2 separate regions of the Homo sapiens genome follow, and region 1 is linked to region 2. Evidence: chromatin loops called from intact Hi-C (ENCODE). Cell type or tissue: heart right ventricle. All regions are shown on one strand.

The links. Hi-C counts contacts between places; a loop is a spot of excess contacts. Peaks named below come from ENCODE experiments on the same cell type or tissue, not always from the same donor. Only the 100,000 strongest peaks of a DNase experiment are listed, where the experiment ranks them.
Region 1: it touches region 2 in a loop (4-fold over the local background); 4 of 110 quality-filtered maps call a loop at or near these places.

Annotation. Positions count from the first base shown.
Region 1 is chr10:88,552,216-88,554,715 of GRCh38, forward strand. All of the region lies in intron 4 of RNLS (renalase, FAD dependent amine oxidase), which reads right to left. Among named protein-coding and RNA genes, the nearest start is that of RNLS, 30 kb to the right of the region's middle. In heart right ventricle, CTCF peaks have their summits at 1,149 and 1,350; a DNase peak (open chromatin) is centred at 1,156.
Region 2 is chr10:88,255,357-88,257,856 of GRCh38, forward strand. The region is part of intron 1 of LOC101929727 (a long non-coding RNA gene); the gene reads left to right. It also overlaps a transcript of RNLS not described here. Among named protein-coding and RNA genes, the nearest start is that of RNLS, 330 kb to the right of the region's middle. In heart right ventricle, no CTCF peak of the experiment used is centred here; a DNase peak (open chromatin) is centred at 975; H3K4me3 peaks cover 481 bases; H3K27ac peaks cover 2,500 bases.

The sequences.
Region 1 (2,500 bases), 300 kb after region 2:
AGAGCCAGAACTGGTAAGAAAGGCAGAAGAAATGAGCAGAGGCTGCCCTAAAGCCAACCTGTAAACAAAGCAGGGAAGCTCAGAAGCAACTAGAAGATAAGTGCAACAGACATGTCTTCCCACTGTGAGCTCCTTAAGAACTAGGCTAGGTCTCATTAAAGGATGGAAGCCCAGACTCTGGGACAATTCCAGGAACACAGTGAGTGCTGAACAGATGTATGTGTATTATAATAAATTGGAATGCAATAAGCATTTGGGCAATAAGGAATCACATTTGCTCTAAGCAAAGTGTTTGCGATAACAGCAAATGTAAAAGGTAGAAGAGTAGTAAGGATATTCATGCTTAAGGACAACAGTTACTGATTAAAATATTTTATAAATCTATTGTCTGATAATGACAATTGTGTTCACAGATTTTTCCTCAATTATATTATTATATAAAGATTTCAATCACTGAGTGCTATCATCTTAAAATGTGAAGGACTATGATGAGGATACATACACACTATACACACAGACACACATATACACACACATATATAGGGAATAGCTTAAAATGTATTCTATTGTATATGCTATATGGAAAAAATCTACATGAAAGAAAATTCTCTATGAACGTTGTAAAAATAACCCAACAGCTTAGTTTTCTTTCATTCAAATAATACCTATGACTTAAAGTCATGATAAAAATCAATTCACAATTTATTAAGTTAGATATGTGCAACTACATTTATACAAATAAAACCTCGGTAATTTGATAGCTTACTATTTTAGGGGGAATAGGGACTATTATGAAAACAAAGAGAACCTTAGTCTATCAGAATTTTCAAAAAGACAAACAAAAACATGGGTCAAACTAAAATTCTCCATAGGAACAACCTACATACAGACACATCCAGTGACTAAATTGTGTTTATGTATTTCTTAAGCAATGGATGGAGTTCATTTTGACAATTTGTTTACTAAGAATTGCACCAGAAAACTGCCTATTCATTTTCTTTCTGTTTGGCAAACAAAGCATGACACATAGCAATATAAAAGAAAAATATAATCCTGGGATGCATTTGCAATCATCACAGAGAACTGCCCTAAATTGTCTTAAGCCTGTGGCATTGGCTTTCAGAAGAACATTTAAACACTGCCACATGCTGTTCATCTGTGTGTCCTGCAGTCTGAGAGTTCCAGGTCCCCACTTGGCCTCAATAGAAGGTTGAATCACAAGTACTGTCAGGCTTATAAAGCTCTTAACTTCTCAAAACCACCAAATGGTCTTGAAAAAGAGAAGTATAACAATCTTAAGAATCTAATGGTAATCTCTCATTAAGATTTTATATAGTACACAATTGTAGTCATGACAAAGCACAGTCTCCATGAGCACACTGCTTCCTAGTAAAGGAGCAGAGACCCTACCATTAAGATTTTATATATAATGCACTAAATTTACTAATGTGTTTGAATTTTTTCTTTTATGAATTTCGTAACATTCCGTCTTTATTAATGCTAATTCTACATTGTACCACATAGAAGCCTGGTTCTTTAAATATATTAGTTCAAGTCTACCTCTATGTACGCTAAAGAAACATATACCCACCTCGTCTAAAAACTAGAAAAACATCCAGATGCCTATAATATACTTCAAGGTAGAAATCATGCTTTATTCAGTTTTGTCTTTTCTGTGACTGGTAAGAGAAGAGATCCTAAGAAAATATTTATTGAAAAAATAAATGGATACATAAATGTTTTAAGCAGAGTTCACAATTTCTAAAGAATGAACACCACATCCTGAAAGAAACTACCATTTACTTTTAGTTTCCTTTTTTTATAAAAATATATATGGAAAGATTCAAAATTAGTTGTCAGTTTTACATACTTCGCCCACAATGAGCAACATCACCAACCAAAAGAAAAAAGGCACTGAATCATTGTTGAAATCATTGTTGATTTTAATTAGTTTGATCCAAAAAAAAAAAGCTGAACTTGGGCATGTTATTCTATGTTCTTATTTGAAGTCCTTAATTTTAACATTTGTTGTATAAAACATTCCAATTGAAAACATATAAATAGTAAATGGAAAAAATCTTACATGTATGCAGCGTAAATAGCATTAACTAACTTTTTGATTCATTTATTCATTCACTCAAATATTTAAAGTATGTAATGTGCTTAGAGAAGATCAAGTCGTGGAGGGGAAAAATATTGACTGATTGCAGTTTAAACTTATGATCACTAATTTGAATTGAGTCTTAGTGCTGCCTAGCTATCCTACTATATTCTACTCAATTCACCCCCACTACATGACCACAGAACACTTCCCCTCTCTCTACAAATCTTCAACGTCTTCAGCCCCTCTTCAATCTCAGCTGATGATCTTGCTTCTTGTTTCTCTGGGAAAACAAATCAAGCAGAAGAGGACTTCCACAGGCCCTCACCTCCAAAAGTATCATCTATCTGTGTTGATGTGCTCTGCCCTCCTTTGTGTATTATTTTGGGAGAACTGTCT
Region 2 (2,500 bases):
ATACAGGACAAATCAAACAGCATGTCTGCCTCCTTAGAGATCACAGAGGCATTTGAAGACATTCCCTAATAACACCACACATTAACATCAGAGTAGAGGCACACACAGGCTGCCTTGGGAGCAAGGGAGGAGGAGTAGGGGTAGAGGGGTGATATGGGGTGTGTAAACTAACTCTATCTGTGGAAAAGGCTTAATGAACAACTAGACGTTGGAGGCTGTGAGCATTTGTACTAACCCAATCAACCTAAGTAAAGCAAATGCACAAGTTTTCGTCTGCTGTGATATTACGATAAATCATTTATCAGGAACAAAGGCTGAATTGCAGGGCTATGTCTCTCCATGTCTGTCTTCAAGGGCACCATGATTTTGGGAATTGATAGAATTGGTTACAAACCTTCATGTGTACTAAGAATTCCTAGCCAATCATCCAGGGATTTGCTTCAGCAGAGAGTTTTTGCGTGGAAGGACTGGTCTCACAGTTTCCCCCTAGGGCAGCACATCTCTTCAGAAATGCCAACCCAGTGGAGGGAAAGCAGCCCTGTGAGGATTCTCACATGCCCCTGGACATCTTCAAAGGTGGCAAACAGGAATCAAGAATTACGCAGAACTCATCTTCCTCTAGGATGGGTACACTGGAGCACAGTTGTAGCTGGAGTAGAAAGGCAGCTCAGGGAGGAGAATAAGTTTCAGGGAATTCAGACAAAACCAGCCCGTGGGGAATATTTTTAAATTCCAGGCAAATGATTGGATAGGAATACAATAAGCGTTCCTAGTGTAAAGGCTTTCCCTTCTCGATATTGATCTTGTGGCAACTCAGAAAGCTATTTGCAAGGAAATGGTCACTCTTTCCCTTTACATAACATTCATAAATGTGCAGCCAAATTCAATGTGTCATAGATGAAATTACCAACCCGCGTACCACCCGCCTGTCTCATGTGAGCTCGGTTTACGGTTCCAGTGTTCTCCAGCGAGCATCACAAATCCACATAATGTTCCGAGTGCTAAATTTGGAGCTCTGATGTAGCTGACAGATGTTTAAAATCACATTTAGTCGGACAACTCCCTGAGGAGGACACAGCTGCAGATGTGAAAGAGAGCAAGTTATTCCAGTTAAGGTCGGCGGGAACTCGGCCTGAAAACCTTCCGTCTCCATCCGCCTTCTTCAGACAGGAGGATATGGGCGAAGGAACTTTTTCATGCGGGGTCCGCCCACCTTCGGCCAAACCCTCCCTCACAAACCTCCATTTGAATTGTTGCCAAGATAAACATGGAGGCTGTATCTTGGGCAGAGTGTAGGGTGCTACACTTAGCCTTAATTGAGTACGAAAGAGGCTGCTTGCTTTTTAAAAACAGGCACAAAGCCACATTTTGGAGCCTGCTTTGCCCCTCTGGTGGCATCTTAGTCCCGAAAATGAATATGATTCTGGAATTTTGCTCTTCATGATCAGTTATTCAAACGTCAACCATTCTGGATGGGTTGAAGGGCCATTCACCCTCCCTCACTCCTCTGACATCTCGAATAGTTCCTCCTTCGTTTTTTAAAAACAACAAAATTAAAATTATCCTAAAATCTTTGCAAGATCACATATTTTAGGCTTGTTTCAAGACTCAGACTAAAATGGATTTGTTTAAAAAAATGGTCTGTGTATTTGATGTGGGAGACTAGTGACCTTTGGTGTGTTGTGCCAAAAAAAAAAAAATGTTTGATGTCTAAAATTTCCCTACTGAGCTTGTATTGTTTCTGGTCTCTTTCTGTGATTTTTCCATCCTCCATCATTCCCCACGTTCAAAATCAGTTCTTTATTTACTCAACGGAGGTTTTGACATAGTTATGAGCTCATCCTGATGGCAGCCTCAAATCAATGCAAATCACATTACGATGTCAAAATTGATGTGATGTGAGTGTAAGTTAAATGATTGTAAAACAATTTTAGGACAGAGACCAAGAGAGACTCTTACCATGTCAGGAGAATGGTAGGAAGGGATTAATGGGAGAACTCTGCCAGATTCATATCAGGACAATATAGCGTGCACACTATATTGGCTTTACTCCCAATTTAAAGTTCTTATAAAGGCATCCTTAGAGACCACAAAATACCCTCAGAGGAGGTTGATGGGCAGCTGGCTAGGGTGATAGAGTGGGTTTGGCTCACAATGTTTTAGGCACTGAGATGAGCAGATAGTATGTTAAGTGAATGACAACTGGGAACAAACCAAACTCAGTCAGTGCCGATGAATCCCTAGAGCCTAGTTTCTAAATGGTCAGGCTGGGAGACCTATAGCTAGGAAAGGAGATTCAGTAATGGGGTAAACAGGGGAAGAGAAATAGACTCTAGGGCCAGTGAGAAAATCTCAGGTGGATTCCTGTGCTAAAAGTAAAAAATCACACTTCCTAACTCCTTGGACTTCAGGACTCAGTCTACGATATTATCTTCAATTCATGGACTTTCACAGTCTGGAGTGGAACATTATACACCAATCCATGACTATAAATGACTTT